2 separate regions of the Homo sapiens genome follow, and region 1 is linked to region 2. Evidence: read pairs that join two places in POLR2A ChIA-PET (ENCODE). Cell type or tissue: PC-9. All regions are shown on one strand. Each heading gives the region's core, and the rest is flanking DNA. Links, peaks and the distances in the headings are about the cores only.

Region 1 (10,851 bases), core at 4,592-7,091, 110 kb after region 2:
CCCCTGGCACTTGGTATGCAGCTATTGGCCTAGCTAATGTCTTATTTTCCATACTAATTTGCAAAAACAATTTGCTTTTACCTGTCAGGGCCAACAGTACACCTTCGTGTCTTAACTACATGAATCCTGGCTTCTGCTATAATATAGTCCACAGGTATCTTTGTTATCTTTTTTTTTTTACAGTCCAGAGGTCTTTTATTTTATTAACACCTATTATGCCATGAATTCACAGGGAATAGGTTCCAGCAGCTCGGGCTCCTTCCTGTTGGTTCTCACAAAGTGTGCATCTTTGGGTGGAGCAGCCTGGAGCTTAGTTGAACCCAGGTACCTTTCTCTTTTTTTTGTTTTTTTTTTTTTTTTTTTTTTGAGATGGAGTTTCACTCTTGTTGCCCAGGCTGGAGTGCAATGGCGTGATCTCAGCTCACTGCAACCTCCGCCTCCCAGGTTCAAGTGATTCTCCTGCCTCAGCCTCCCAAGTAGATGGGATTACAGGTGCGTGCCATCATGCCTGGCTAATTTTTTGTATTTTTAGTAGAGACGAGTTTTCACCATGTTGGTCAGGCTGGTCTCGAACTCCTGACCTCAGATGATCCACCCGCCTCAGCCTCCCAAAGTGCTGGGATTACAGGCGTGAGCCACAGTGCCCGGCCCAGGTACCTTTCTCTGTGGCCTCTTTCTTTTTCTGATCATTTTCCTTCACGCGTCTCAGGAAGCTGTCTCGGCTCTTAGAGTGCTTCATGTGCTCAATACGCACATTAGTTCTCTTGGCAGGAATCTTGCCCTTAGCTTGTTTGTCTACAGCAATGCCAACAGCATGCTGGGGAACATCGTAGACTCTTCCAGCTTTGCCATGGTGACACTTGTGCGGCTTCCTTTTTGAACAGTTCCCATTCCCTTGATGTCTACAGTATCACCTTTCTTATACATTCGCATGTACGTGGCCAAAGGAAAAATTCCATGTTTTCCACAAGGCCTGGAGAACATACATCGGGTGCCTCTCCTCTTTCCCTTTGTGTTCGTCATTTTGGCGAATTACTGGAAAACGGCGGTTCCGGCTGAAAGGGCTTTGTTATCTTTTATTTTTGTATTTAAGTAAGCTTTATTGTTTGTATCTTATACTTCAAAAAAAGCTCAGATAAATATTTAATTTGTATGAGTCACCTGGGGATTGTACAATTGCAGACTCTGATCTAGTAGGTCTGAGGAAGGCATTCTTTTTACTGATTGATTGATTGATTGATTGATTGATTGAGACAGGGTCTCACTCTGCCACCCAGGCTGGAGTGCAGTGGCACCATCTCAGCTCACTGCAGCCTCCACTTCCCAGGCTCAAGTGATCCTCCCATTTCAGCCTCCCAAGTAGCTGGGACTACAGGTACACACCACCATGCTGGCTAATTTTTTGTAGAGATGAGATCTCACTGTGTTTCCCAGGCTGGTCTCGAACTCCTGGACTTAACCAACCTGCCTGCCTTGGTCTAACAAGGTGCTGAGATTACAGGTGTGAGCCACTGCACCCAGCTGAGGCAGGCATTCTGACTTTCTAAAACCTTTCCCGGCAGTACCCATGCTGCTAGTATCTTAACCATTCTTACAGTATCAAGATCCTAACACACTGCTTTCTAAAATGTAGTCAAACAACATGAAAATCCTTTATTTTAATCCATGCTTCAGTTCCTTTTTTCCTTTATACTTTGTATTTATTTATTAAATTGTGGTGAAACATACATAACATAAAACTCACGATTTTCACCATTTTTAGGTCTACACTTCAGTGGCATTCAGCACACTCACATTGTCGTGCAACCATCATCACCATCCATCTTCAGAATTCCTTTCACCTTGCAAAACTGGAGCTCTGCACCCATCATACAATAAATCCCCATTGTCCCCAACCCTTGGCAACCCCCATTCTACTTTCCATCTCTATGAATTGATCTTTATTTATTTATTTAGAGACGGAGTCTCATTCTATCACCCAGGCTGGAGTGCAGTGGCGGGATCTTGGCTCACTACAGCCTCCGCCTCCTGGGTTCAAGCGATTCTCCTGTCTCAGCCTCCCAAGTAGCTGGGATTACAGGCGTGGGCCACCATACCTGGCTAATTTTTGTATTTTAGTAGAGACAGGGTTTCACCATGTTGGCCAGGCTGTTCTCGAACTCCTGATCTCAAGTGATCTGCCCGCCTTGGCCTCCCAAAGTGCTGGGATTACAGGCGTGAGCCACTGCGCCTGGCCAAATTGATCTTTATTATTTAACATTCCACACACCACTACACTGGCCCCCTGCATTGGTGATATAAAGCTGATTGGATCTGATAAGAAATAGCACATCCTCTAGAAGCTTTAATAAAACATATGTCAGCTAGAAGATGGGGGATAAATCCCCCCAAATTTGAGACCTGTGATTTCTAAGCTTCTTGGGGGTTATTTGGGCTGGAGAATTTTGAAATATTCACTCTAAGGTGAAGGCAAGTTGCTACACCTCCCACTACCTACTATGAAGAAAGAGGCAAATGCTTGGAAGGGCTTTTGGGGGTCTCACTATGTTGCCCAGGTTGATCTCAAACTTCTGGCCTCAACCAATCCTTGTGCCTAAGCCTCCCAAAGTGTTGGGATTACAGGTGTCAGCCACCAGGCTGGCCCAACACATTTTAGTGTGTTACCATGACCCATCTCCCGAGTGCCCCATAAGGCAGCCAGTTTCCATAAGAGGCTGAGCAAGAGGAGGTTCTGCAGGCCTGGGCTGCTCTATGCGTACAAGCCTCTGTGCCGCCCAGCCCTGTGAGCCACTGCTGCTCAACATATCCATGACAAGCGCCAATGGGAAAATTGCAGTCCGGACCTCTAGAATTGTGGAGCAATTCTGTGCTCTCTTCTGTAGATAACTAGTTTCCTTCTGAGAAACTGCTTCTCGCTTTCTACTGGGATTCGAGTCTGAACGCCCACCCCTGTGTCATTAGGTGATCATTCAGCCTAGTTCCCATTAGGGGCCGGGCATGGTTGGACCCACCCAGCCACCAGGCGTGGGATCTGCAGCGGTGGCCTCTCAGTCCATGTACGCAGTAGAGGCAAGCTGGGGTGGGTCCAGACGGCATGGGAACTTCACAGGGAAGGCAGGTGGCCCAGACTCCCTCAGCACCTACCCCTGCTGCCCTGTCTCCCTTCCCCATCCATGCCTCCAGCCTCCCCGGGTACTCCTCACACCCAGTTGGCTGAGGAAGAAACTCGAGCCTGGTGACAGAGGGCTCGGCATGCTATGCCAGTTCCCACAAAAGTAGACATGAGTACTACAGCTCCACCGGCCGAGCCCCGGTAGCGAAGGAACCCTCCCTAGGCGCACAGTTTGAGCCATTCACTCGGCTGTCCACTACATGCAGACAGAGAGATGCCCAGAGGTACAAATCCGTGCCCACTTAGAAACAGCTGCTAACAGTTTGGTTGGATGTTCGGGGACCTGGAAGAAAAGGATTGGAAGTTTGGTAACAAGGATGTCTGAGGAAGAAGTATGCGGTCAGCCTCTCGAGATGGACACAGACTACAGGAACATTTGCGCATCATATAAATGCTCAGCAAAGGGTGTCCCCTTCAGAAGAGGCTGAATCAGGTAAAAGAAGGAAGTTCTGTGAAGTCATCAGCCAGACCCTGTGTGTTTCCTAGGAATGCTGCAACAAAGTGCCGCAAGCTGCGGGTGCTTAGGCCCTAAAAACGTGCCATCTCCCAGTTCTGGAAGTTAGAAGTCTGGGGTCAAGGTGTCAGCAGAATTGCCTCCTTCTGAGGAAGTGAGGGAGACTCCATCCCAGCCCGTCTCCCAGCTGTGGGAGTTTTCTGTCAATCTCTGGCCTTTCTTGGCTTGTAGAAGTGTTACTGGAAAGGGGCCCCAATGCAGACCCCAAGAGAGCGTTCTCAGATCTCACACGAGACAGAATTAGAGGCAATTCCACAGTGCAAAGTGAAAGCAAGTTTGTTTTATTCTATGTATTTTATCTTTTGAGATGGGGTCTCACTCTGTCACCCAGGCTGGAGTGCAGTGGCGTGATCTTGGCTCAATGCAACCTCCACCTCCCAGGCTCAGGTGATCCTCCCACCTCCGCTGAAACTACAGGTGCACACCACCATGCTTGGCTAATTTTTTAAATTTTTCACAGAGACAGGGTTTCACCATGTTGCCCAGGCTGGTCTCAAACTCCTGGACTCACGCGATCTGCCCGCCTCGACCTTCCAAAGTGCTGGGACTACAGGTGTGAGCCACCACACCTAGCTGCAGGTTTATTAAGAGAGTAAAGGAATGAAAGAATAGCTACTCCTGGATGGGCATGGTGGCTCATGCCTGTAATCCCAGCATGTTGGGAGGCTAAGGCAGGAGGACTGCTTGAGCCCAGGAGTTTGAGACTACCCTGGACAACATAGTAAGACCCTGTCTCTATAAAATATATATATATATTTTGGCCAGGCCCAGTGGCTCACGCCTGTTTTATATTTATATATATATATATAAAACATAAAATATAAAATATATATTTTATATTTATATATATAAAACATAAAATATAAAATATATATATTTTATATTTATATATATAAAACATAAAATATAAAATATATATTATATATATATATATTTTTGACAAGGACCAGTGGCTCACGCCTGTAATCCCAACACTTTGGGAAACCAAGGCAGACAGATCACCTGAGGTCAGGAGTTCAAGACCAGCCTGGTCAACATGGTGAAACCCCATCTCTACTAAAAATACAAAAATTAGCCGGGTGTGGTGGTGTGTGCCTGTAATCCCAGCTACTCGGGAGGCGGAGGCACAAGAATTGCTTGAACCTGGGAGGCAAAGGTTGCAGTGAGTCAGGATTGTGCCACTGCACTCAAGCCTGAGCAACAGAGTGAGACTCTGTCTTAAAATATATATATATATAATTTGTATCCTGTAAATATATATATACAAATATGTGGCTGACTGCCACGGTTACTACTTGAGATCATCCCCACAACAATTACTACTTTTACTACTTGAGACCGTCATTACAAGACTGAACGAAGAGACAAACGTAGAAATGAAAACTGAAGACAAAAGAAACTGTTTGAAAGGAACTGTCCAGGGAAGGATGAAGAGAGCTCCCTGCTTCTAGTGGACAAAGGCAGCCCCTGAGCTTCCATAGCCCTTCATATTTATTGGGTAGCAAGAGCAGGGAGGAGGAGGTAATGACTGGTCGGCTGCTAATTGATAACAGGTTCATGTTATTACTAACAGGCTTCAGATGTACCTAATCTCAAGAAACACTGCGTTTGGGGAGTGACTGCCCTCAGCATCCCTTCTGGGTGGCAGACACAGTTTGTCAGTTTGCCAACATTCCGCATTTATGAGAAACAGTTTGCTGTTTACTCATAGAGCCTCCAGTGGTATACTGAACTGATCACCACCCTCATTCTTTCGGCCTGTAACACAAATATATATACAAAAGATACATACATATATATATTATCCTGTAAAATAGAGCCCCCAAAATATATACATATATTTTTTAAGAAAAAAAAAAAAAAGAATGACTATAGACAGAGAAGGGCATTCCTTAAAGTAAAAGGAGGACCAAGCCCAGCCTAAGTACAATGCCTGTTTAAGATACGAAAATCATAGGAGATGTGCTTTACTACAAGGGTTTGTGATAGAGGATTAATCTTTGTAATTACCATCTTTCACAAGAATCGATATTATCTTTAAAACAAAACGTCTTAAACTAGGAATGCTTGCGTTCTCAAGATATTGGGACATCAGGACATTCCAGGTCTGTTAGTAAACATTATTAATCTGCTCCCTCAACCGTAAACTCTTGCGACTAACAATGCCTAAGTTCCTGGGAATGTAGCCCAGCAGGCCCCAGCCTCATTTTTCCCAGCCCCTATTCAAGATGGAGTCACTCTGGTTCGAATGCCTCTGACAGGAGCAGCACCCTGATCTGTCTCCATCCTCACACTGCATTCTCCCTGTGTCTGTCTCCAAATTTCCCCTTTTTAGGACACCAGTCGTATTGGATTAGAGCCACCCAATGACCTCATTCTAACTTGATTACCTCTGTGAACACTCTAGCTCCAAGTAGGGCCACATTGGGAGTTACGATTTTAAGATGAATTTGGGGGGACACAATTCCCTAGCCACACCAGCGCTTTTTCAATGAACCCACAAACAATGTATTTATGGTGACCAAGATGGAGGCTACGCATGGGCCCAGCAACACGGGCTCATCTCTCCAGGCTGGTCTGACTAATCTCACTGCTGGCAGCCCCCTCTCACAACCCCAGAGAGCAGCACTGAGTGCCTGATGGCACCTTCCCCCACAGAGAGCAGCCAGCATCTGGTAGCAGGTGGGTCCTGGTCTCTTCCATCATGGAGGGGACACAGACTCACCTTCCTGGAAGGGACACACTTTGCCTCCCTTACCCAGAGTGTTTCTGCAGCACTGCTGCTTGTAGCCTCACGTGATGCCTTTCACCATCATGGCTTCCATGCAGGGCTGCTTCTGACCAAGGAACCCATTTCACCACCAAGGAAATGCCACAGTGGCTCGTGGCCGTGGAATTCACTGATCTTACTGCTTATTCTATCACCCAGAAGGAGCTAGCCTCAGCAAAAGACTGAGTGGCAATACCCAGGAAAGATGGACTCTATTTTACAGGATTCCATATACGCTTTGAATCAGGGGCCACCACATGGTTCTACTTCCCTTATAGCCAAAATGCATGGCTCCAGAAACCAAGCTGTCACAGGTAGTGACTAACTAGGACCAGTGGCGCATGCAATAAAGGAATTTACCAAGAGAGTTGTAGGTAAAGACAGGCAGGCTTATTAGAGAACACAGGAAAATACATTGCAAGAAAGCAATGGGCAGATCAGCAAAAGGGGAGCTGACTACAAGGAGACAAAGACTTGTGGGGGATTTTATAGGATGGTGCTTGTGCTGGAGAGGGCCACGCGCAGTGCTGATAATGCCCAGGTTGCAGCGAGCTAACTGACACTTGTCTATCGGCTGAGGATCTGGCGATAAGATGGGCACAGGAAGATTGTGAGTTATTTGCTTAGGAGGGCTCTGTGTGTCCTGGGCCATGTAGAAAGGCAGGCTTATAGCTTATCTGTTTTTTGTTTGTTTGTTTTGCTTTCCCTGCTCCCCCCAGCCTGACTCCTCTTCCCCGATTAGAACTCCATGCAACCAGTTGATATGAGGGGGATCCACTTACTATTACCCCCAATAACAACCAGCTGGCAGGATTTTTGCTTCCTGTCGCAGCAACTTTGAGCTCTGCTAATGTGAAGGTCTTAGTCCCGGAGAGGAACATCCTTCAACCAGGAGACACAGCAATGGTTTCATTAAATTGAAAGATGATGCCGCCACCTGGCCATCTGGGGCTCATTCTGTCATGACACCAAAAGACCTAAAAAATGATTGCTCTCTTGACTGCAGTGATAGGTTCTGATTCTCCTGGGAGACCAGGCAGCTGCTACTATGTCTGGAAATCAGGGCATTCATTCTCTGCGGCACTTCTGACTATTTCCATGGCCAATAGAAAAGGTTCATGGAAAACTACCCCAGCCATAGAAAGGCAGGAAAATTGAGGACTCAGAACCTTCTGAAATGAAAGTTTTAGTTGTTTCATCAAGTAAAGATCACCAACTAGCTGAGGTCCCGGCTGAGGGAGGGGAAAATCCAGGATGAGTGATGGGAGAAGGAACCATGGACTTCAAGCCTCGGCTCCCAACTGTCACGGAAGCAAGGAGTGTAGTAGTTTTGCTTAGTTTCCTTTGCTTGTTTTCACGTGTTTGTTTCCACATGCCAACCATTTTCCTGTTTTCTCTCGCTGGCATCTGTATTGTACACACAATTTTTTGGAGGTTAGTGTTACCATTCAGTCTTCAGGTAACAAGATATTCAGTGGACTGTGGTTGAATTTGTGGTGTAATTAACAGAGCCAACAGTGGCTACAGTAACCATTGGCACCTTGTCCTCACTGTCTCCTCATTTTGGAGACAGCGTGAGTGCATCTTCACTTGTGGGAAGGATACATGTATTGCATTTACTGGAATTTTTAGAAAAGGTTAAACGTGTGTAAAAGGGTGCATATGGAAAGCAACTGCCTGCTATCCATCTACTGCCTCTGACCCAAGCCCATCTTTCACTGCCCTACTTGGGGATTCTGGAACTTTTCCCTCTCTCCTGCTGGCACGGTGCTGTGCACTGTCAGTAGAGGGCGCTGGAGAGACAAACAAGGAGGGAGGGGGGTTTCTTTTCACTTGTTTATTGGCTGCTCACCTGCACAGCCTCCCAGGACGGCTTCCCCCGCCTTGCATAAGTAGCTTTGCAGCAAGTTCTGAGGCACAGCACCTGGCTGTGCATGGCTTACCTGGCATCTCAGGAGGCTGCGGGGTCTCACTGCAGGGATGGTGGGGGCATGCATGGGGGGCATGCATGGGGGGCTGAGGGGCTGCAAGGCAGCACAGGGTCAGAGGATGGGAGTTCTGGGGGCGACCAGGGACTGCTGGGTATAGCAGCAGTCAGTATGGGTATCGCCCATCGGTATGACTTCTCCCTGGCAAGCCCCTCCCACGGCTCAGCTATCATCCTCCATAGTGATCGCCTGACAAAACCAGAGTCTTGGTTAAACTCAGCCCTGTGATTACAGTCTGCACCTCAGCGCTGAACTTGGCTTCACGCCAAGTCACAGGTTGCTGATGAACCCACTTCAAAGAGGCGCTGGACATGGCTGGTTGAGCCTACCCCTGAGACACTAAAGTATTTTCCTCCTCTCTCCTCCCATCTCCAGCAACACCACTTTCATTTTCTCAGTTAAATGTTCAGTTATAAAATGCTAATAATATAACACATTCACATGCCTCATAATGAAAATTTACAAGCTATACGGCCAAATACCTCCTTCCTAACTTCTGTCCCCATCCAACCCTGTTCACCTCTCTCTCTCTCTCTCTCTCTCTCTCTCAGACACACACACACACACCACAAACTCTGCTCTGCACTGTGCTTTTTTCCACTTAACGTTATGTGTCCTGAATGTCAACATGAGAACAGAGAGAACTTCCTCATTCTTTTTCACCGCCACATAGTACTCCATTGTTTGGGTGCACTGCAGTGATTTCCCTGGTGTCTGCCGATGGGCATTTAGGGAGTTTCCAGTATGTTGCTACTGTAACTGAAGTGACTAGTCTGGCACTCAAGTTGCTTTGCATAGCTGGTAGAGCATGGATAAGGTACATTCCTGGAAGGAGAATGGCTGCCTCACAGGTTCCTGCATTTGTCAGCCTGACCCGGAAGCCCAAATCACCCTCCACAGGGGCTGTGCAAAATGATGCCCCCAAAGCAGTGAGCGAGAGAGAGGGCCTGGCGGCCGGCAGCCTCGCACACAAAGTGTTGTCACTCACCGGGGTATTGGTCACTCTAATGAACCACATGCCCATTCTGCAGACATCTCAAACTTTAAAAAAAAAAAAGATTAATAGAAGATTTATTTAGCAAAAATACATATAGCCATTATTGCAAGACTTAAATGAGATGTTAAATGTTCAACCCAATTTTCTTTCCTGGATAAGTTTTTCTTTCATATCCCTGTCAGTTTTGAAAACATAATACCAGAAGAAGGGGGGCCCAATTCCACAGAGAGCTCCCAAGAGTGAGTTTCTGGGAGTGAGTCTGAAGTTGAGATAAACCTTTGCTGATCTTGCTTACGTTCAATGCATCTGGGCAGCGTCTTTGATGAGCCCTGGCGGTTAGGCTGGTGGCACTGAAGCAGGCCTCCAGGGTCTCCTGTTTAAGCAGGATTTTAAGGCCAACCCTGCGGCTTGCGCCTGCTGGGTTTCTGGAGATGTGTCATATTCGGCTGGGTTGAGGGTCCAGGGCAGAGTGGCCAGGCATGAGAGAAAATACTTTGGGTCAACACCTGTGAAAAGAAGGAAAAAATAAAAATAAAAAAAACACCAGAAGAATACTTTGGGAACAACATCGTGGTGACACAGGGCACAACTGCGAGTGCGGAGGGACCTCTCCCCCTGAACTTGACCAAGCGCTTCCTCAGCCCTTTCTCCCCTCCCAGGCCCTCCCTGTCCCTGGAAGCAGCCTGGTTCCCTCCCGGTCTCTTAGAAGCCCCTGGGCTGCTCTTTCCCTCAGCCCACCGAGAGCTCGCTCCATCTCACTGCACGAGGGGGCCCTCGCTGCCGCCCTCATCTCTCCCCTGGGGACCCCAGCGCCCCCGAAGGGCAGAGGGGTCTTTCCAAGCCATAAATCCCATGAGTTGAAACTCGCGTCTCCAGCCCCTTCCAGCCCCGCTCCCCAGCTGGAAGGAGCCCACTTACCGGCCCCCTCCTTCCTCCTGCGGAGTCTCCTGTCCAGGATCCCTTTTCCCCAGTCCTGCCGTCTTTCTTTGCCTGAAACCTGGAATTCCTCCCCGTTCCCGCCCGCCGGCCTCCGCAACCTCCTCCCTCCCCCGCAGCGCCCAGCCCGGGTCTGCTCCAGGCACCTCCTCAAGACCGGGCCTCCAGCGACTGTCCCTTTGAGCCGCCCTTTCACCCGCAGGCACCCCCGGCCCGTCCCCGCGCCTGCACTCAAGCTGCTTGTTTGCTTGCTCCTGGCTCCTGCAGGGAGCGTCAGCCCCCGGGCTGCTTCCCACTGCTGGAGGCCGGGGGCGCCCGGTGTTCCGCGGGGGCTGCGGCCTCCCCGCTCCACCCCTGCTCACAGGAGCCTGGGCAGCCCGGGGCCCGTCCTTGCACAAAGGCACCAGGCCTGGCCCAGGCCCCGCTCCGCCCGCCCTGTCCCCGCGCTGGGGGACTCGCTCCCCTCCGCCGGGC
Region 2 (10,851 bases), core at 4,780-7,279:
CTCCAGTCTGAGACAGAGCAAGACTTCATCTCAAGGAAAAAAAAAAAAAAAGCTAGAAGAGAAGATATGAAATGTTCCCAACACATAGAAATGGCAAATATTTGAGGTGATGAATATTCTAATACCCTGATTTGATCATTATAAATTGTATGCATGTATTACAATATCCCATGTCCCCCATAAATATGTACAATTATTGTGTACCAACAAAATAAATATGAATTCTAGAAAAAAAACTGTAGTTACTAAAAAATACTGCTGGACATTGTTCTGTGTGGGAGACGCGAGAGGGGAGAAGAAAGGGCACAATACACAATACTATTAAGGGTAAACACCTTTATTCCAAGTATATGGCAATACAGACATAATAAGCAAATCGCAGTGGGAAAGGGAGAAGAAGAGCTATGTCTATATATATTTACACCCACCAGACTATGGAGGAAGCATTACTAGCTTTGAGCTTGATCAGTCAAGACATAGGCCTGGCATTGGGCCAGGGCCAGTCTGGAAGTCAAATTAGCATTTTCCTTTTCCAGCTTACATTTCTTTTGTAGCAACCGGTCCCTATCTTGACACATTAACTTATAAGCAGTAAGCAAGCAGCATCCATGCCAGGAAATTCCCTCGGCATCCCCTTATCAAACTAGAATTTCCTGCAGCACCTCACACACAGCCAACAGTTCAAAATGCACTAACTTAGATTCCCAATTTTCACAAAAGCCAGTTCCCCTGGACTATTCAGTCGCCGAGGGGGAGAACTGGGGAAGTTCCCATCCCGGGATGTGGGAAGTCCCCGAGCCTCCAGCCCAGTCCCTGCGACTGGAAAGTGGCATACTTTCGTTTTCGAATCCTGTTCCTGATACCAAAAGTTTCTGTGTGGGAAATGCCCGGGGGGTGAAGAAAAGGCACACACGATACTTTTAAGGGCAAACAGCCTTCATCCCAAGTATATGGCAACACAAATATAATAAGCAAATCACAGTGGGAAAGGGACAAGAAAAGATATATCTGTATATATTTACACCCACTGGACTATGGAGGAAGCATCACCAGACAGGGAAGCAGCAGCCTGGGCTCCAGAGTCGGCCGCCCGTCCGCGCACAGACGAGGAGAGTTCTTGCGGAGCTTCGGCGGGGTCTGGGACCCTCACCCTTTTGTAGTATTCCTTTTTTGGCCTGAGCCCCAGGCACGAGGGCCCTTCATGACTGGACTCAGGGAATACAGGAAGGTTAGCCTATTCTGTAGATTCTGTTGTTTGTTTGCCTTAAGGTAGAAAATGTACCTTACCAGAACAATCAGTATAGGTTATTAGCTCCCAGGCAGATGCCCAGAGGCTATTTACTGGCACATAACCATTCCTTGTGTTCAAGTTCAATGGAGTTCAAATTTAATATTTAACTTTTCCTCCACATGGCTCACACCTATAATCCCAGCACTTTGGGAGGCCAAGGCGGGTGGATCACTTGAGGTCAAGTGTTTGAGACCAGTCTGGCCAATGCGGCGAGACCCCTGTCTCCACTAAAAACACAAAAATTAGCTGGGCATGGTGGCGCGCACCTGTAGTTCCAGCTACTTGGGAAACTGAGGCAGGGGAATCACTTGAATCTGGGAGGCAGAGGTTGCAGTAGCTGAGATCGTGCCACCGCACTCCAGCCTGGGTGACAGAGCAAGACTCCATCTCAAAAAAAAAAGTGACAAACATTTGAGACGATGAATATCCTAATACCCTGATCTGATCATTACAGATTGTATGCATGTATTACAATATCCCACGTACCCCATAAATATGTACAATTATTGTGTACCAATAAAAATAAATAAATATGAGTTATAGAAACAAAAAACCCTATAATTACTACAAACCCTTCTGGATGTGTAGAATATCATTGTGGACACAGTGAGAGACACATGAACTGCAAGAAAGGTGTGAGGTGAGACCCAGGACATGGAATAGAAGTACGGGGGCACAGAGTCTGTCCCCTGCTCTGCCGCCCGGTGGGCATGTTTCTGTGGTCTGGAGCCCCTCTTTGTCCTGGCTTCTGTCTTTGGTGCTTGGCTACCTTTGTGCCCCACCTTGTCCTTGCACATCATGGTAGCAATATTTTGAGGGGTGCAATGCAGGCGCCCGCCCCAGAGGCTGTGCACGTGCTTCTGGGCGAACTCCCTTTGTGCGCCCAGTACAGCGTGGAGGGGATTTCCCGTAGACACCCCACTCCAGGACCCAAGGGTTGTGTTGTTTTCCCTCCCCCAGAGCCCATGGGAATCAATGTTCTCATTCACCCCCTAAACTCTCCTGGGTCCTCCTGCTTGGCTGACCCCACAGAGTCCTGCTTCCCTTCCATTGGGTCTGGTGATTATCTTGCCAGCATTCCAGTTTTTTAAAAAGACACTTTTTTTTTTTTTGAGACAAAATCTCTCTTTGTTGCCCAGGCTGGAGTACAGTGGTGTGACCATGGCTCACTGTAGCCTTGACCTGCTGAGCTCAAGCCATCTTCCTGCCTCAGCCTCTCCAGTAGCTGAGGCTACAGGTGTGCACTACCACACCCGGCTAATTAAAAACTTTTTTTTTTTTAGAGACAGGGTCTGGCTATGTTGCCCAGGCTGATCTCGAGCTCCTGGGCTCAAGCGACCCACCTGCCTCAGCCTCCCAAAGTGCCAGGATTACAGATGGGAGACACCATGCCTGGCCAAAACCACAGCATTAAAACACTGAGTCCACCATATGATCTGGTTTCAGTGGGAGTATTGGTCTGACTACATGGACCCTCCCCTCCACTTTTCTCCCACTCCTGTGTCTGCGGCCCAACCCCACTTCGCTGGCTTATTCTCCTAAGAGGCTGAAATCCAGAGTGGAAAGGAGCTGGGCCCAGGAAATTAACTCGGAGCATTTTTTTAATGCTGCGCCCAAACGCTCCCGTGTGACTGGTTATTGGAACCTGCACAGATGTGTCCAGGGGAGGGCCCTTCCCGCTGCCAGGGGGATGCCGCCACATGCGAGTAAAGACAAGGGTCCCACCCCTTCCTGCACCCAGGAGGCCTTCCAGGGTCAACCCAGTGCCGAGGCTGGGGGTGCAGTAGAGACCAGGAGCCACAGGGAGATATGACCGTGGGTGGGACCCAGCCTGGGATCCCTGGATTCCGGCCCTGAGCTGGGGCGGGCAGGGTGGGGAGAGGGCACAGTGTGAGGACCCCGCCCACCCCATCTGGGTCCTGGAGGGAGTCTGTGCCAGGAGCCCAGGGACAGAGAAGGCTCCACCCCAGGGAAGGAGGACCCACGGCTCCCTCAGCACCCAGGACCTTGGGCATGTGCTGGAAAATGGGGCCAGGGTCACTTTTAAATATTTTGACTGATTTCTCCAATTATTCTATTGGAGTTAGTAAATACTGAGATTTGTTATTATCTAACCCATTTTTAAACTTTTATTTTGAAAAATTATAGACTCACAGGAAGTTGCAAATAATAGAGTCCTATATTCTCCCCAGATCCTCTAATGGTGACATCCTATGAAGGATCCAAAGGTGTCCTTTTAAGCAACACCCGTACTTGGTGCTATTTCATTTGTATAAAGTGTACAATTCACTGGTTTTAGTATATTCATAGAGTCGGCTGTCATTTTTATACCTTTTTTTATAATTTTTTTTTGAGGCAGGATCTCACTCTGTTACTCAGGCTGGAGTGCATTTATGCAGTCATGGCTCACTGCAGCCTTGACCTTCTGGGCTCACGTGATCCTCCCACCTTACCCTCCTGAGTAACTGGGACAGCTGTTGTATGCCACCACACTTGGCTAACTTCTAACAAAATTTTTTGTGGAGATGAGATTCCACTATTTGCCCAGGCTGGTCTTGAACTCCTGGGCTCAGGTGATCCTCCCATCCTGGCCTCCCACAGTGCTGGGATTACAGACATGAGTCACTCGCCTGGCCCATTTTTAAACAAAATTATAATGGAGAATGAGCTGAGCCTGTAATTGCCCAATGGAATTTTGCCAGCTGCACAGGACAGCCAATTTATGAAGACAGTAGTAGTGCAGTAGAGAAAGAGTTTAATCAGTGCAAGGCTAGCCATGTGGTATACCAGAGCTTATTATGCAAATCAGCCTCTCTGAAAGCTGGGAGCCTAGGGTTTTTCAAGGATAGTTTGGTGGGCATGGGGCTAGGGAATGGGGATAACAATTGGTTGGATCAGAGATAAAAATCATGCGACTGAAGCTGTCTTCTTGCAGTGAGTCAGTTCTTGGGTAGGATCACAAGACCAGATGAGCCAGCTTCTTGGTATGGGCTACTGATCCAGGTGGCTCTAACTGATCCATCAGAATACAGGGTCTGAAAAATACATCAGACACGAATCTTAGTTTTTCAATTATGTTATCTATAGGAGCAACTGGGGAGGTTACAAGTCTTGTGATCTCTGGCTACCTGACTCCTGAGCCATAATTCTAATCTTGGGGTCTTTCGTTAGTTTTACAAAGACAGTTTTGGTTCCTGAATGAAGAGGAGATAGTTTTGGAAGGGCTATTATCATCCTTGCTTCAGTGTTAAACTATAAACTAAATTCCTCCCGAAGTTAGCTTGGCTTTTGCCCAGAAATGAACAAGGACAACTTGGAGGTTAGAGGCAAGTGTGGAGGAAAAGTTAAACATTAAATTTGAACTCAATTGAACATGGACACAAACAATGGCCACCAAGTCCCCAAACGGGTTGTGTGAGCCCCTTGAGGCGTTTATCCAGCGCTGTTTTGGAGAAATCTCTAATTCAATCTATTCCTATACATTAGTTATTGAAAAACAATAGAAAATTGCAAAAGCAAGTTGGCCCTTTTGTGTTCCTTGAGCCCAGTCACAAAGGCCCCTCGTGACTGGGCCTCACGCCAAACAGCTCGTTACAAAAAGAGCTAGGACCCCAGACCACATCGAAGCTTCATGAGACCTCTCCTTGTCTGTGCACAGACGGGTGGCCAACTCTGGAGCCCAGGCTGTTGCTTCCCGGTCTGGCAGTGAATCCTCCATAGCCTGGTGAGTGTAAATATATATATCTATCTTGGCTGGGCACAGTGGCTCACGCCTGTAACCCCAGCACTTTGGGAGGCGGATTGCCTGAGGTCAGGAGTTCGAGACCAGCCTGGCTAACATGGGGAAACCCTGTCTCTACTAAAAATACAAAAATTAGCTGGGTGTGGTGGCGCACGCCTGTAGTCCCAGTTATTCAGGAGGCTGAGGCAGGAGAATAGCTTGAACTCGGGAGATTGAGGTTGCAGTGAGCTGAGATCACACCACTGCACTACAGCCTAGGTGACAGAGTAAGACTCCATCTCCGAAAAAAAAAAAAAATATATATATACACACACATATGGATATATATTTTGCCTTCTCCCTTTCCCACTGCAATTTGCTTATTATATGAATTTGCTTATTATATTATTTGCTTATTATATAATTTGCTTATTATATCTGCATTGCCACGTAAGATGAAGGTTGTTTACACTTAAAGGTATTGTGTGTGTGTCTTTTCTTCTCCCCTCGCACTTTTCCTGCACAGAACAGCAAGATGGAGTTAGCTATGTCAGATTTCCCTTTCTGTCAGAATTTTGCAAAGGTAGTTTCAAGCCTTCAGCCAGTGGGTAGTATCCATTAGTACACACTGGAGTTTCGATCTATTTCCTGGAATGGTGTCTCACCTCTGCTGCCCCATGGCAGGGTTTCTCACTTCTGCTGCCCCATGGCAAGGCTGCCTGATCACTGCAGATCATGCTGACATAGGTGGACAGAACAGGTCCCTCCTGCTGGAGCACTTTGTGCTGTGATTTGCATAGACTGTGTTCTGAGAGTTACTTTTGCTATTTGAAAGATATTGGCCGGGCACAGTGGCTCATGCCTGTAATCCCAGCACTTTGGGAGGTCGAGGCAGGCTGATCACGAGGTCAGGAGCTTGAGACCAGCCTGGCCAATATGCTGAAACCCTGTCTCTACTAAGAATACAAAAAAATGGCCAGGCACGGTGACTCACGCCTGTAATCCCAGCACTTTGGGAGGCAGAGGCGGGTGGATCACGAGGTCAGGAGATCGAGACCATCCTGGCTAACACGGTGAAACCCCGTCTCTACTAAAAATACAAAAAATTAGCCAGGCGTGGTGGCAGGCACCTGTAGTCCCAGCTACTCGGGAGGCTGAGGCAAGAGAATGGCGTGAACCCGGGAGGCAGAGCTTGCAGTGAGCCGAGATCGCACCACTGCACTCCAGCCTGGGCAACAGAGCAAGACTCTGTTTCAAAAAAAAAAAAAAAGTACAAAAAATTAGCGGGGTGTGGTGGCACGCACCTGTAGTCCCAGCTACTTGGGAGGCTGAGGCAGGATAATTGCTTGAACCCAGGAGGTGGAGGTTGCAGTCACCTGAGATTGCGCCACTGCACTCCAGCCGGGGCCACAGAGCAAGATTCTGTCTCGGGAAAAAAAACAAAAAAAAAGAAAGAAAGAAAGACTAGCTATTTGGCACAGAATTCCATCAGATTTGCATGTTTTATCTCATTTATAGCATTGCATACAGCAATAACATTTTAATTTCCATGTAGTTTTAAATATACTTATAACCTATTTATCAAAGCTTTTAAAAAAGAAAGTGTTTCCTGAGTAACTTAATTGCATATAGAAACAGAGGGAGCCCAGCTCAGTCAGTCTGCAGTGTAATGGACAGTTAATTAACATATGTCTTTGAAAACTGAGTGAAAATAAAGAGTTTGAAACTTTCTGAGACTTATTAGATTCCTCTCCTTAGGCAGGTCTTGGATGTCGAATGCTATCCCCAGCAGCCTCAAATCTACAAAGCAGTGATACAATCACGCACCCGCCACCAGCTGAGCAACTGAGAATACCAAGTGTTCACCAGGATACCCAGCACCCAGAGGCATCTCACTTTGCTGGTGGGAGTGCACTTTTTTTCTTTTTTTTTTTTTTGAGACAGAGTCTCGTTCTGTCGCCAGGCGGGAGTGCAGTGGCGCACGATCTTGGCTCACTGCACCGTCCGCCTCCTGGGTTCTGGTGATTCTCCTGCCTCAGCCTCCCGAGTAGCTGGGACTACAGGTGCCCGCCACCACGCCCGGCTAATTTTTTTGTATTTTTAGTAGACACAGGGTTTCACCATGTTAGCCAGGATGGTCTTGATCTCCTGACCTCGTGATCCACCCGCCTCTGCCTCCCAAAGTGCTGGGATTACAGGCGTGAGCCACCGCACCCGGCCGGGAGTGCACTTTGTACAAACACCTGGAGAAACTGTTTGGCAGTGTGTTCTAAAGCTGAACCTACCCAAACCCTATGACCTGGCAACTTCCAGCAAGTGAGTGAATAAGTTTAATTGTGAGTGAATAAGCCAGACACAAAGAGTACATGGGTGTGCATCCTTGTCAACTGATAAAGAAAAGTGGCTCAGAACAGCCTGAGGAATGGGGGGGGGTCTGCAAAATGTATCAGGTCCAGAGGGACAGGAGCATGGGACCTCAGTCACACCCCCGCAGCCATGCCCAGGGGTAACTGTTTAAGGGCTTTGTTTTTTTCTTTCCTTCCCTGTAGTTTCCAGGCTAGCTAATAAATTACCTAAAATATTACCACAAGTTGCACAATGTGAGCCTCACCCATTATCTTCATGCTCCTGGAATTTGTGATACAAAGAACGATGTCTAATAAATCAATAGGTTATTTTAATGAAACAATAAAAATTTTTGGTAAACAACTTAGGAACTGCCCCATTTTTCCTTTAAATACTGACTTGTGGCTGAGTTTGGCGGCTCGCACACGTAATCCCGGTGCTTTGTGAGGCCAAGGATTGGGAGGAGGGCTTGAGCCCAGGAGTTCCAGGCTGCAGTTAGCTGTGATCATACCACTGCCCTCTAGCCTGTGTAACAGAGTGAGACCCTATCTCTATTAAAAAAAAAAAAAAGCCAGGCATAGTGGCATGCACCTACAGTCCTAGCTACTCAAAGACTAGGACTAGAGGCAGAGGTGGGAGGATCACTTGAGCCCAGGAGTTCCAGGCTGCAGTGAGCTATGATCTCACCATAGGATCTCACCATGGGATTACCATGGGATACCTTTTCTTTCTTTCTTTCTTTTCTTTCTTTCTTTCTTTCTTTCTTTCTTTCTTTCTTTCTTTCTTTCTTTCTTTCTTTTCTTTCTTTCTTTCTCTCTTTCTCTCTTTCTCTCTCTCTCTCTCTTTCCCTCTTTCTCTCTCTCTTTCTTTCTTTTTTTTTTTTTACAAAGTTTCATTCTGTCGCCCAGGCTGGAGTGCAGTGGCGCGATCTTGCCTCACTGCAACCTCCGCCCCCCAGGTTCAGGTGATTCTCTTGCCTCAGCCGCCCGAGTAGCTGGGATTATAGGTGCCCGCCACCATGCCTGGCTAATTTTTGTATTTTTAGTAGAGACGGGATTTCACCATGTTGGCCAGGCTGGTCTTGAACTCCTGACCTCAGGTGATCCTCCTGCCTTGGCCTCCCAAAGTGCTGGGATTACAGGCATGAGCCACCGTGCCTGGGGCCTCAGTTTCTTAATTTTGGTTGGCATTTCTGGTGTTGTCTGGAGGATTCAGCTCTATTCCTCCCTTGCAGCCAACTGGCATTCCCTCTCACACTCAGCAATCCGAACCAGTATAAACACTCTGTGTTCCTCTGACTCCAGAGGTTTCCTTGCGTGCAAAGGTTGAGTCCTGAATTCAGACCTCCCTTCCTTTTGGTTGAGGTCTAGATCTTTTTCTAATTTTTAATTTTTATTTTTTGTGGACATATAGGTGTATATATTTATGCAGAACATAAGATGTTTTGACACAGACATGCAACATGTAATAATCTTATCATGGAAAATGGGGTATCCAGTCCCACAAGCATTTATACTTTATGTTACAAACAATTCAATTATACTCTTTTTGTTATTTTAAAATGTAAAATTAAATTATTATTGACTATAGTCCCCCTTTTGTGCTATCAAATACTAGGTCTTATTCATTCTTTCTAACTATTTGTTTTGTATCCATGAACCCACCTCCCCTTCACCCTCCCACTACCCTTCTTAGCCTCTGGTAATCATCCTTCTACTCTCTGTCTCCACGAGTTCAATTGTTTTGACTTTTAGATCCCACAAATAAATGAGAACACGCGATGTTTGTCTTTCTGAGACTGGGTTATTTCATTTATCATAATGACTTCTAGTCCATCCATGTTTTTGAAAATGACAGGATCTCATTCTTTTTTATGGCTGAATAGTACTCCATTGTGTAAGTACCTCTGTTGATGGACATGTAGGTTGCTTCCAAATTTTGGCTGTTGTGAAGAAGTTGAAACTTTATTTGGGCTGTTTTCCAAATCCTTTCTTTCCTGCAAGAGTGAGGGCTTCTGTCTCTGTCTCTGGACAGGAGATTTAGGCAAAAGCTCTGCAGAGAATGTCTGTCTTCTCCTCAGCCTCATGGCAGCGTTTTGGGTTACAGTGTTGGAGTCTAGTGTAACTGCCCAATGGGTTCCTCTTGCCCACTGTTCAGAGGAAGCCAATTTATCAAGACAGGGAATTGCAACAGAGAAAGAAAGAGTTTAAGGCCGGGCACAGTGGCTCATGCCTGTAATCCCAGCACTTTGGGAGGCTGAGGGGGGCAGATCACCTGAGGTCGGGAGTTTGAGACCAGCCTGACCAACATGGAGAAACCCCATCTCTACTAAAAATACAAAATTAGCCAGGCATGGTGGCGCATGCTTGTAATCCCAGCTACTCGGGAGGCTGAGGCAGGAAAATCACTTGAACCCAGGAGACAGAGGTTGTCATGAGCCGAGATCACGCCATTGCACTCCAGCCTGGGCAACAAGAGTGAAACTCTATCTCATAAATAAATAAATAAATAAATAAATAAAAACAGTTTAATACATGTTGTCATCGGCTAAACAGGAAACTAAAGTTTTATTGCTACTCAAATCAGCCTCCCTGAAAATTCAAAGTTTAGGATTTTTTTAAAGATAGTTTGGTGGGCAGGAGGATGGGAAGTGGGAGTGCTGACTGCTTGGGTCGGGGATGAAACCGCCGGGAGTCGAAGCTGTCCTCTTGGGCTGAGTTGGTTCTTGAGTGGGGATCATAAGACGAGATGAGCCAGTTCACCAGTCAGTGTAGCCTCAGCTGACCCATCAGAATGCAGGGTCTGAAAAACACCTCAAACACCAACCTTAGGTTTCATAATAGTAACGTTACCTATGGGGGCAACTGGGGAGGTGAGGAATCTTGTGGCCTCTGGCCGCGTGACTCCTGAGCCAAAATTTCTCATCTGTGGCTCATTTGTTAGTTCTACAAAGGCTGTCTGATCCCCAGGCAAGGAGAGGGTTTGTTTTGGGGAGAGGCTGTTATCTTTGCTTCAACATTAAGCTATAAATCCCTCCCTTCCTCCTTTGGCCTACACTCAGGAATGAACAAGGGCAGCTTGGAGGTGAAAGGTAAGATGGAGCTGGTTAGGTCAGATCTCTTTCACCATCATAATTTCCTCATTGTTATCTTTTTTGCAAAGGTGGTTTCACTAGCACTGGTGATTTCACTTTTTTTGACCTAAAGTTACATAGCATGATTTTAAAATTGTAGCTGTTTCCTATTGCTGGTAATTTGGACTCGTCTTTTCAATTGTGACCAATTCCTGCTAGTTTCAAACCAAAGGGTGCATGAGGGTGAGTTCTCTCACCTGGAAGTTAAGAGACACTTGCTCCCTCCAAACCCAGCTGGGTGCTGCAGGGGACTAGAGATTTTATGGGGGTGTTGGGATGTTTGTCCATGATGTGTAGCAGTCTGAGAGGGCCTCCCTGCAGGACAGACCCCAGCTGGAAGGTGCACATAAGGGCTGGTCA

What was found. Peaks named below come from ENCODE experiments on the same cell type or tissue, not always from the same donor. Only the 100,000 strongest peaks of a DNase experiment are listed, where the experiment ranks them.
Region 1: POLR2A ChIA-PET joins it to region 2 with 15 read pairs; 3 of 35 experiments call an interaction of 5 or more read pairs at or near these places.

Annotation. Positions count from the first base shown.
Region 1 is chr14:103,138,769-103,149,619 of GRCh38, reverse strand. It overlaps the pseudogene NDUFB4P11 and the pseudogene RPL21P12. Among named protein-coding and RNA genes, the nearest start is that of TNFAIP2, 21 kb to the right of the region's middle. RefSeq lists enhancers at 9,174-9,223, 9,254-9,303. In PC-9, for the core only: no CTCF peak of the experiment used is centred there; DNase peaks (open chromatin) are centred at 5,339, 5,819 and 6,583; H3K4me3 peaks cover 308 bases; H3K27ac peaks cover 2,465 bases.
Region 2 is chr14:103,250,655-103,261,505 of GRCh38, reverse strand. No RefSeq gene overlaps it. Among named protein-coding and RNA genes, the nearest start is that of LINC00605, 67 kb to the right of the region's middle. In PC-9, for the core only: no CTCF peak of the experiment used is centred there; a DNase peak (open chromatin) is centred at 5,745; H3K27ac peaks cover 946 bases.